Linked DNA regions of Homo sapiens: region 1 is linked to region 2. The links are chromatin contacts, found by Hi-C or POLR2A ChIA-PET in ENCODE. All regions are on one chromosome and are shown on one strand. Each heading gives the region's core, a stretch centred on a gene start or an enhancer-like site at or near the end of the contact. The rest is flanking DNA. Distances are from core to core; before and after follow the strand shown. Region 1 overlaps SYNE3 (spectrin repeat containing nuclear envelope family member 3). Region 2 overlaps CLMN (calmin).

Evidence for each region. Hi-C counts contacts between places; a loop is a spot of excess contacts on that map. ChIA-PET counts read pairs that join two places held with the same protein, here RNA polymerase II (POLR2A). Pooled maps may share reads with other maps.
Region 1: a loop to region 2 is called in a map of heart left ventricle, with 2.0 times the contacts of the local background. The contact joins two enhancer-like sites. A Hi-C loop is called at or near these places in 3 of 168 maps with a recorded cell type or tissue (Right ventricle myocardium inferior, dorsolateral prefrontal cortex and heart left ventricle) and 5 of 50 pooled maps. POLR2A ChIA-PET finds 5 or more read pairs at or near these places in 1 of 52 experiments (common myeloid progenitor, CD34-positive).

Annotation. Positions count from the first base shown.
Region 1 is chr14:95,406,236-95,411,970 of GRCh38, forward strand. It overlaps SYNE3 (spectrin repeat containing nuclear envelope family member 3), which reads right to left. Exons shown (of 18, transcript NM_152592.6): 18 at 1,031-5,735. Among named protein-coding and RNA genes, the nearest start is that of LINC02292, 80 kb to the left of the region's middle. Within about 2 kb of position 3,601, at least 5 of the 41 ENCODE cell types and tissues checked have a DNase peak (open chromatin) inside an H3K27ac peak, as active enhancers do.
Region 2 is chr14:95,183,645-95,189,309 of GRCh38, forward strand. It overlaps CLMN (calmin), which reads right to left. Exons shown (of 13, transcript NM_024734.4): 13 at 1-5,665. Among named protein-coding and RNA genes, the nearest start is that of DICER1-AS1, 29 kb to the left of the region's middle. Within about 2 kb of position 1,932, at least 20 of the 41 ENCODE cell types and tissues checked have a DNase peak (open chromatin) inside an H3K27ac peak, as active enhancers do.

The DNA.
Region 1 (5,735 bases), core at 2,351-4,850, 220 kb after region 2:
TTTTGCACCAACAGTTCAAAGTCTCATGCACGGCTCTGGACTCCACTTGGATTCATATGGAGACTAAAACTTTGTCTCTTCCTTTACCAGTCATGTAAGGAGTGAGGGGCTACAGATATAATGCTTCTCACTCAAGTCCCCCCACCCCCTATCCCGCCTCACCTCCCAAAGGGTGAGAAGGGTTTAAGATCACAGAGATGGAAAAAACTTAGGAAACGTATTACACACATTATTAAAATAATAGCAAATTTTTTAAAAGTTCTCACTTGGGAGAACAAATTATACTAGAGGCAAAACCATTTTATTTTAAATCCTTCTAATGACAGTGTTCTGAATTGAAGGGTACACTTCTGTTCCTTGGTAAGCAGAAGATTCTGACATACATTTTCCTTTTCTTGGCAAACCAAGGTCCTTGTTAGGAGCTTTTGTTAGCCTGTGGCAGCTCCTGGGTTTACTTGCCGGTTTCTTAGACCTGCCCTCAAAAGTCAGGATGGTGTCTCTGGCTTCTCCTGCATCTCGCAGTGTCCTCCCCTTCTCCTCTGCAGCTTCCAGTGCACTGTGAGTTACGAAACCAGATAGCCAAACCCAAGAATTCTTTGTGAAATAAACTGTCCTGGTGGGGCTTTGATCCCTGGGGTTGGGAGTGAAATGGTTGGAAAGGCGTCCTTTTACCTCTATCTGGGCTAGTGCCTGGATCTACTGGGGGTGCTGTTTCTCTACCAAATGCACCCAGAGTGCATTTTGGAATTCTCAGTATCCACTTGGCCTGCCCATGACCCCCACCCCTGAGACTGTGAACGAGGAGGTCTGGAGAGATGCTGAGAATGTGTTTGAAGATGCTCCCAGATGAGGCTGATATCCACATGAGATTGAGTGTTGCTGTCGCCCTGAGTTCAACCTCTGCATGAAAGAGGTTGAACTGGAAGTCAGAATTTTACAATGTCAGCCTTAGCCACATGTCATCTTTCTTCTCATAACCTCTTGGACAAACTCCTTTACTTCAGAAAACGAATTTCCAAACCACACAGTATTTCATAGACCAAAATAGAGATTTTTATTTCCAAACACAAAGCAGATACATTTTTAAAAACATAAAACAACAGCAAAAACGTCAAACCATCTTTTAGAACACTGCTACTTCCAACTTGCACAAAAGGAAGGGGAGGAAAACGTCAATGCAACTTTAAAATATAGCACTAAGAAGAAACTCCGGGGTCCTGGTGTTCCTCCCTGGATGGCGGGGAAGGCTCCATTAGCTTTGGACTTGATATGAACCGAGATAACACACACATGTTCCGAGACAGTCGTTTGGCTCCAATACTGCTTGCCTTCCCAGAAAGCTTAATTTATTGCAAATGCATGTTTTACCATCACAAATAATATGACAAGAGTAGATATGGTCCCTCTGCGTATTGTTTACATAATAGAATATTTAAAACAATGGAATGTGTTTGTCTTTGACATCAAAAATCATTTATGCAGCATCTACATGCACATATACACACACAAGTGTGAACGCATACACAAACACACACACACAGACACACACACACACACACACACACCCCATGCCATTGCTTGGTCCACACTGCATGAAACACACCATTCCAGCTACATGAACAGGTCAGTATCAGGTTAGTGTAACCAGGTCTCCAGGTACAAAGGATGAAGTGGGTTTGCTCACATAGACTTAGCTTAGGGTAGAGTGAACTTGTTTATGAGAACCTCGTTTATGCAGAGGTTGGACTCAAGGCGATCGCAGCACTCAATCTGGTGTGATCATCAGCGTCATCTGGGAGCAGCTTCAAAAACATTCTCAGCATCGCCCCAGACATCCTTGTTCACAATCTCAGGGGTGGAGGTCATGAGCAGGCCAAACTCACTCTACCCGACCTGCTGCCTCCAGGATGGGTTCTGAGGAGACATGGGGCCCTCCCATGGGACGGATGACAAATGAAACGAAAAAATCCATCTGGGTGGGGGGCTTTGGAATGAGGGCTCTGGTCTTTCGGACTTGAAATTGGAGGGAAAACGTAATCGTTCCTCCAAAGCTGGTATTGGAAACTTGCCATTTTCCCAACACACACACACAGAAAGAGAGAGAGAAAGGAGAAAATTTAGGACCCACAGAATTAAGCCCTCTTTCAAAGCAGGTTATCTGCTATCCTGAGAAAAAGAGGGCATCGTGTCTAAACCAGCCCAAGGAAATTCCCAGATGACACAGATCTAAGGGGTCATCTGACCTTCCCTTCTTTATGGAGAATGCCAGGGAGAGGCATAAAAACTCTGGACTTTGGGTAAAACGTCCTGAGCCCGATGTGGTCTCCCTGGCTTCTGAGAGACCACAGGCTGGTGTCTGTTGTGCTGAAGCCCAGAGCTGGAAGCCAGGGCTGCCCAGTTGTGCTTCTGCATGGAGATGTGTGTAGTACTCACACATGCTATGCTCACATACGCGTGCATCCCTCCCACCCTGCCCACCCCTTCACATGCACACACAGCTTCCTCTGTCCGCTTCCTCCTCCCCAGTAAAACTTCTGGAACATGCACAAGCGACTGCCTCCTTGTTTCTCCCATGAGAGGAATTGGAACTGCTCAGCAGGCAGAGACCGCGCAAAGCCAACTCTGTCCTCTGCCTGCCCCCGCAAGGGCTGGCCTGTCCGTGCTTTTCCAGTGGGAAGGTAGACAGACAGTGGGTACCTGCTCCCGTCCCCTGGGACCTCATCCTGGTGTTGCCAGCTCCCTTCAGCGGTGGGAGTCAACGGACTTCCCCGCAGGAGTGGGCACAGGAGGAAAGCAGCATGCTGCCCCTGCTTTGGAATGTTGCCCTCCAGCTAACTCACCAGCTGCCAGAGTGGCAGCAGCCCGCGGCCTGCAAAGGAAAGGAAAGCAACTGAGGCCCAGGGAACATTCCATAGAGTGGAGCACTGGGCTCGGAGCCAGTCATGCCTGGGTACAAGTCCCAAATTTACCACTCCCCGCCTAGCTGGCTGCTCTGAGGCAGGCTGCTGACCCTCTCCACACTCTGGTTTCTGATCATGACTCCATAGCACAGGCTTTTTGAAAGTGTCATGACCATATTGCAGGCGCTCGGGGTATGTTTTCTTCCCTCCCTTTCTCATCAGAACAGGAAGAGGGACTGTAGGACTTTGTCCCTCATCTCCACAGAGGTGCTGGGGATGGGCTGGCCTGGTGTTCCTGGTTGCTGAGCTCAGAAGCAAGCGTTTCAGAAAGGAAGCCCAGGATCCTCGGGGGAAACCGAGGTCCCTCCTTATGATTGCTGTCTCTCGGCTGGACAAGGTGGTTGGGTTGGGGATGATGTTACCATGACAACCGGAGAGCAGGTGCTGGGAGATGCTGAGTCCTGCTGACTGTGCTTTAAGGCCCTGAACATCCTGCTGAACCATTTGCTTTTAGACCACGAGCCTGTGTTTTAATGTTCTTTTAGAAACAAATTCCTCCTTGTTCTTACTTTGAAAAACAGAAGTCGTTTCTCTCATACACAGAAGCTAAGGGAGAAACGACAGCTGGTTTTAAGTCCTCTTTGACTCTGGGCCTCTGCTGAAGCAGCCTGCAGGCACTGGCAATTGGGTGATGAGGGCCACCTGTGGGGTGCCCCCACCCACTTTCCTTTTCAAAGCCTCAATTGTCTGCTACAAAACAAAGAGCTGGCCTGGAAAGGCTCAGAGATCCTCATTTTCCAAGATTTGCACCCAGGAGCTCCTCAAGCTCAAGAAGAAATGAAAGCAAATATGCATTGCCTGGGCTGAATCCAAACACAAAGAAAGTGTTCAAAAGCTTAGCCCTGGGTGCTCACCGCCAGGACAAAGACGGGAGGGGCTGTTCCTGCACAAAAACTCTGGCAAGCTGGGCAGATCTATTTGTCGGTTCCCAAGCCTTGCAGGAAGAATGTCTACAATGCCTTTGGGTAGACCTGAAGGACTCAGGGTCCCCTGAGAGGAGGTGGCAGGCCGTGGTGGCAGGTCACTCTCACACTGCAAGGATGATGCCTTCGAGTTCCACACAAGGAGCATACAGCCAAGGCATGGAGGGTCAGGACAAACTCTGGTTTTCTCCTCCAATTGTAGCAGAGACAGCGAAGTGCCACTCCAAGCCACCCTACCCTTCATTCTTACTAGAAGAGCCCCCATCTTTTTGGGGCACATGTTCCCAGACTCCTTGCAGATGTGGGGGAAAACATGTGACACAGTCCTGGCCAATGAGATGAGAACGGAAGTGGCTGGTGGAGCTTCTGGGAAAGCTGCTAATGAGGAGGGCAGATTCGTCTAGTTCACTCCCCTTCTTCCTACCTGGAACCCAGATGAAAAATTGGAGGTACAGCAAGCATCCTGGGCCATGAAGTGACTGTGATATAAAGGAAGGACAGTTGCAAAGCCTTGGCTCTGACATCCATAACCTGAGGAGACGATGCCAGCAACCGCCTATATCTAGACTTCTCAGGAGGAGAGAAAAGTAAAGTCTCTGACTGGTTTAAGCCAAAGTTGGTCGGGGGAGGAGGGATTCTGTTACTCGTGGCTGAATCTAGGGATTTCTCTTCCAGATGCGAGCCCACGCGCACAATCCTAGGATACCTAATATTTCAGGGAGCACTGAACGCTCCAGGGCTGACTTCCCTCCTTACCAATAGGTGGGGGGAGGTGGTAAGGAACTGGACCAATGTCACACAGCCCATCAGCAGCAGAGTTCCAACTCAACCCTGTCTAGTGCTGAGCAGTATCAAGCTGTCATCCAGTGGGTGCAGAGACCGACCCCCACTCCTGGAACTAACTCCCTGAGCTCACTGGCCAAACAAGAACTGCTGAGGTCTCAGAGTCCTAACCTGTAAAATGGGTACAAAGTTGGAACAAGACAGTCTATGGAAGCCCTCCAACTCTGACAGCCTGAAGAATCCAGGTATCCTCCTTCAACAGAGAACTTAGCATTTCCTAATCCATTTTGCCTCCCCTAAAAGTCCTACTTGGCAGTTCATCCCATTGTCTGCTTTCTGGGGCTAGTTTGTCTCACCCAATTACTAGATGAAGGAAAAATGATTTTTTGATTGGGAACATCCTAATTTTAACATAAATTCAAAAAAAAAAAAAGAAAAAAGAAAAGGAGACCAGAATTGAGAGCTTTCTGAGAGGGCTGGTACAGGTGTAAGGATGTCAAACAGGTTTTGCTCACATAAGAAAATGATTGATTGGCAGTAGCTTGGAGTAGTTTTGAGGACTGTGAGGTCCATTGGGTCAGAGAGTGGGGAGTGGGAAAGGTTGGTGATCAACTATTTTGATGTCTGTCTTGGAAGCAGCAAGGGCTGTAGTTGCCCACACCTCCCTCCAATGCTGACCTAGACTGGTGACAATGAGATTGGGGTGAGAATTAGCTGAGTGCCCATGAGAGAGGGAATTAGGGCAGGATCCCGCTGGGCTATGGACACAGAGGCTTCCTGGCAATCACTGCAGACACCGGTGAAAAACACTCTGATTACAGAATCCAAAGGAAGCCGCTGGCATCATAGGGTGACAGCCACAGGCACAGCCTCCCTGGGGGGGTCCCTCAGCTCCTCTCCTCTGGGGAGAAATCCTAGGCAGGGGGCAGGAAAGGGCAAGAGATTATCCTTGAGCATGGACACGCCAACCCAGATGATCCCCAGTGGGGAAAAGTGGGCTTCTCAGTTTGGCATTTCCAACCACACATTTTTACCAGGAAGACAGACTAATAATTGGGCTAGTAATGGA
Region 2 (5,665 bases), core at 682-3,181:
TGGGGGCAGGATGTATAGTTAATTGGAGGCCCTGAAGAACTGTCTTTGATGTTGGACACTGAGATTTTACTGCAAAAGACCCTTTCAAGGCGGCCATTTTGGTTGCAAATTTGCAACTGCAGTGAAGTTTAGAGTGTTTGAAAATAACAGTCCTATGTTCCCAGTTCTGCTACTTACTAGTTCACGCTATGACCTTATTTTTCTGTCCTGTGCTTTAGCTTCCTTTCCGAAATAAACACCTCCCACGATTGTTCTAAGGGTCAAGTGAGTTAATGAGTAAACAATGGCTTAAACTTCCTCTTGCAAAAAGGCCTGAGTTAGATTTGAGACAGGGTAGCTCAGAAAAAAGTAATGGATTGGAGAGAGGTTGGAAGAAGCTATGGTACACTAAGGGTTAGGGAAAGAGGTATAGTCAACGCTTGCTTCAAGAGGAAGGAAATAGAGAAAAGGGGGCTGCTGGGCATCCTACAACTTCATAAACTTTCAAGAAAAGTATTTTTCATCCAACAAATATGTGCTGAATGCCTATAATGCACAGAAGCTCAGAAGTTAGTTTGCCAAGATCACCCAGAGATCTGGTGACAGAGCTGGGACTCCAATCTAAATCTGGCTGACTCCCAAACCTGACTTCTTTCTCTAGCCCACAATACCTCCCAGAGAAGAAGGCAGTGATTAAAATGAAAACAAAAAAAAGGGTTCCTTTAAAGAGAACACTGCTAGATGAAGCTATTCTTGACATCTGAGTGTCAGGGATTTAAACAAATTAGCAGTGCGATTGAGGCCGTGGATTGTTGAGGCATGTGTATATTTAAAAACAACTTGGTCAAACAGTACAAAATACTGGTTGTCTTTTTCCCATAGACAAGAATGTTTTTTGGCATGTTGCTCCAGCCCTGGCTGGGAGGAACTGCTTGCTTGATGTGTTCTCATCAAGGTTCTCAGAACAAGTTCTAAACACAAAGAAGCCAGTATTCCCAGCATTGTGGGGTCTGGCAACTGCAGAACACTCAGCTCAGAAACTCTGATAACTTTTGTGGGCTCTTGGGGAACCAGCAGCTCTGAGTCTCCAGGCTTTTGACCCACACCTGACCAAGCTCACCCCATGCCCTGTCTCACACACAATGGTAGAGAAGTGACAAGACCTGAAGGTCCTGTAGGACTCTTAAGAAAAATCAGAGTGAAGGCCAGGCACAGTGGTTCATGCCTATAATCCCAGCATTTTGGTAGGCCAAGGCAGGAGGATCACTTGAGGCCAGGAGTTCGAGACCAGCCTGAGCAACAGTGAGACCTGTATCTATAAAAGATAAAAAAATTAGGTGGGCGTGGTGGCATGCACCTGTACTACCAGCTACTTGGGAGGCTGAGGCAGGAGGATTGCCTGAGCCCAGGAGTTTCAGGCTGCAGTGAGCTGTGATCACACCACTGTACTCCAGCCTCGGTGACAGAGTAAGATGCTGTCTCTTAAAAAAAAAATCAGAGTGAAGAGGGCAGGTGCTCACGTGGAGCCCAAAGATACAGGTGTCTGCACACGATGGAAATGGAACCTGTGCAAAGTCCATGCAAAGTCTGTGCACCGGGCTCACTTCCATGAGCTGCTGACTGCTGTTTTCCAAGGAAATGCCTGATGAGAGCAAGGCGCAAGATCTGTGGAGCTCAAGGGGATGCTTGTGTCTCATGTTTGGTTCTCCCACGCTGGCTGTTAGGGGAAAAGAGCCATAGCAATTTTCAGCACAGAAGCACAATAATGCCCACTCCAGCTCCCAGCCTTCCACCACCCAACCCAGGTCCTGGACCTTGTCATTAGGGCAGCCCCCTCATCAGTTGGATGGGACAGAACAACCTGCTATGTGGTGATGGTTCCAGATGGCAGCTGCTGGCCCAAGACGTTAAATCTTCCCCAAATGCTGTGTCAGCAGTGATTATGCAATGTCGGGGAAGGAGAAATAACACAGCTGGGCCTCACAGGGCTTTGTGCAGTCTCATTTCCTGGCTGAGAAGGTCCCGAGATACCAGGCTGACTGGAAGCTCCCACACAGCCCATTTCTGGGACCTGAGGGCGCAAGGCTCCACAGAGGAATACCGGCGGGGAATGCAGTGGAGACCCCCAGGAAGGTGTCTCCAAGCAGAAGGGAGAGAGAGGCCGTGTCTCAAAACTCCAGAGGCTTCTGAAGTCCTTCTGGAGAGTTAAGAAAATCGGAGCTCATGTGAAAGCATTCTTGTCATACAACTGCCTTCCAATGGCATGACCACGGAAGGAGAACAGCTCCTCACCAAAGCAGCCATGATGGATTCTGACATTTTCGTAAGACACATCTGTACTTGCTAATTCTGACTTTTGTTGGAGAGATGAGCTCCATGGTGTTCTGAGTCCCTAGCGATGGTGGGTAGGGAGGTTAGCTTCAGCAGCTGAGGCTGTGGTTTTGTAGTAAACTTAACTGGGAATGAAGATGGCTATCTGGAGGTCATCAACTAGCAGGGCGACTAGTCGTTTCCTCTTTCTAATCTTCAGTTTTTCATCTCTTAAATGAGGCACTGAACGCTTACATAATTCCTGAGGTTTTCGAACAGTCTGTGACTTACAGAGATCAACAACACAGGCTGCCCCCAGTGCCTCTGCCTTCCCTCTGTTCCATCCTGATAAAGAGCAGGCATGCACTGCATGGGAAGAGGGTGGGGGGAACTATGCTGAACCTCAGAAATGGAGACGCCCATGTTCTGGGTGGCTGCCCGAGGGGCAGCAAGAGTGTCCTGCTTCTGAGCCTTGGTGGGAGAACATCTCCCCACAAAGGTCAGGTCTGACCAGGAAGCCCCGACCACCTGATCATCAACTATGGCAAGATACAAACTTCGACGAGGCAATGTTGGCCACGTTCAACAGAGAATCCGCGCTGTTTGTTTGCTGGCAAACACCTGTGTGGACTACTTGTTTCTTTATTTTTGAGACAGCGTCTCGCTCTGTCACTCAGGTGGAGTAAAATAGCAGGATCATAGCTCACAGTAACCTCAAAGTCATGGGCTCAAACAATTCTCCTGCCTCATCCTCCTGAGTAGCTGGGACTATAAGTGTATGCCACCACTAATTTAAATTTAACTTTTTGTAGAGATGGAGTCTTGCTATGTTGTGCAGGCTGGTCTTGAATTCCTGGCCTCAAGCGATCCTCCTGCCTTGGCCTCCCAAAGGGCTGGGATTATAGGTGTGAGCCACTACTGTGCCTAGCCAGTTTTCTGTTTCTTAAGTGAAGCAAGGGTGGTAAAGAAAACCTAGAACCCAGACCACCACATAGACTATATCTTTGGGGAGGCAGGAGATCTAAGATCATTTACTGACAATAGGCAGCAAAACCAGGGGGAAGGAAGGAAGGTAATAACTAATCATGGCATTCAAGCAGAGCTTAGCCATGCTATGTATCCCTCTCCTGCACTTGGCACAGCATTACACAAAATCACTTAGCAGACCACAGCTCAACAGGATGGATGTTGCTGCAGTCCCAGCTGGACTCAGGGCACGTTCACAAACCAGTCAGAGCAGCAAGCCCCCTAAGCAACCTGTGAGATAACTCAAATGGGGTTTATGGATCAAGATGGTATACTGAACACATGAGCCTGTTTCTTCCCTCATGAAACCCCATGAAAATAGGAGCAGAGGAATGAAAGTTATATTAATACAACCATGAACACAGAATACAGAAGAGAACAGTAAGCAAGAGCTAGCAACCTATTTATGCAGGAATGGAACTGATGGAAAAGTGAGCAGGGAGGGGGATCCTAAAACCACATGCCTGCAGAGGGGAGGCCACAGAGTGGTCAGCAGAGATGCCCTGTGGCCTCCAGGAGAGGCTTGGGGATTGGAATAGGAGGGATGGGGTGAGACATGGGGCTGAAGACCAGGGCATTTATTGGCTCTGAGGTCCCCTGTCCTTCCCATGCAGCCAGATGACCACTGTGCTCCTACTCCATGGAGAAATCAGAGCAGCTCCAACTCAGGGACACCAGGCACAGCAAAGGTTGAAGCAACTTAATGAAAGTCTAAATACTCACGGGTGATGAGGCTGCCTGCTCAGCGGTCAGGACTCGGGCACACTGAGTATAGACCAGGGTCTCTGGATATGGTCCTACAGTTGTGCATTGCACAGAGGCACTTGGCTAAAGAGGGCAATTAGGAGTTAAAATCTAGCCTTTTCATTGTTCCTCGAGCATTGTCCAAGCTCAGAGCTGGGTATGTCTGGAGGAAGGGGCAAAAGGTGTCCTTTGCCAGTCAAGCCAAGTGCTCATGGGGACTTCTGCCCAGATGGGACACCATTTTTGAAACCACATGAGTACTCAGCATAGGCTAAAAGCCCTGTGTATGCCCGTTTCCCAGGAAGGAGAGTAGTGGGAATATCTCTCAAGAAACAGAATGAGCCCCAGAGAAAACACGTGCAAATACTGACAGGCAGTGTTCTCCAATGATGAGTCCAGGTGCCCACCTGGTGACCCTAGTGGAAAAGCTCACCAGTTGGCACACACAACTTCCAATCAGCTTTTGGATGCCTCACTCTTAAAACATGAACAGATCCATAGGATCACCATATATTTGAGAAAAATTCACAACGTGAAAGATAGAGACTGAGACCACCAAAATAAAGAGAACTCAGAGAAAATGAGGGCAACACAGGGAGCAGAAAAGACTTCCCCTCAGACCACAATCATTAACGTCCACAGAGAGACAAAATCTGCATCCACGCATCAAGAGCAGGACACTGTAAAACAAAGACAGGATAATAACCAAAGGTTTTATTAACTTGGAAAATAAAAATTCAATAAAACATTCAGATTGGGAAGATAAAAATGAATAATTCTTCCTGAAAGCAGATCAGAAACATAGACGAAAAATAGAAAAGATAAAAAATATTAGAGCATCAGCCTGGGTGTAGGGGAGGGTCCAACATTGAAATAATAGGTGGTCCAGAAAGAAAGAATGTAAATAATCACAAGAAAATTTAAGAAATTTCCCATGAAGGCCCAGCACAAGGTTTAACACCCGGGATACAACACCATCATGACAGTTCAGAACACCAAGAATAAAGAGATCTTAAATGTTTCCAGGAAGGGTGGATAAAAAAACCTAAGTCACATATAAAGGTACGGGAATCAGAATGGCATCAGAAATCTCAACCAGCACGCTTGGGAGGGGCTAGGGGAGGGTATTATTTTCCACCTGTCATTCTATGCTCAGCCACATTTCTGTTAAGGGCAGAATACAGACATCTTAAGTCATGCAAAAATCTCAAAATATTTACAACCATATTTACTTCCCATGTTCTCTTCCTCAGGAAGTTATTAAAGAATGTGCCACACCAAAAAAAAAAAAAAAGTAAAGAGAGAGAATAGCAAATTAATGGGGACATTTGGAGGAGAAAGGACATGTAACCATAACACACTGCTGGGCTTGGGAGTCAACAATCCTTAAGTGCTCCAGGTAATGTCAACACCTAATAGAAATGTACTAAATGATGTGATCTAGCTATACTGGAAAACCAAAGCACGGTATGGTAAGAGTGAAATCCTCCTCTACTGTGACAGCAAGCCAGTAGATGTTTCTAAATTAAAAAATAAAGTGTAAGCACGTTATGTAGAAATGCAAACATAAGAGAGTTGAAAGTGGTTACTTCTAAGCAGCGAGACT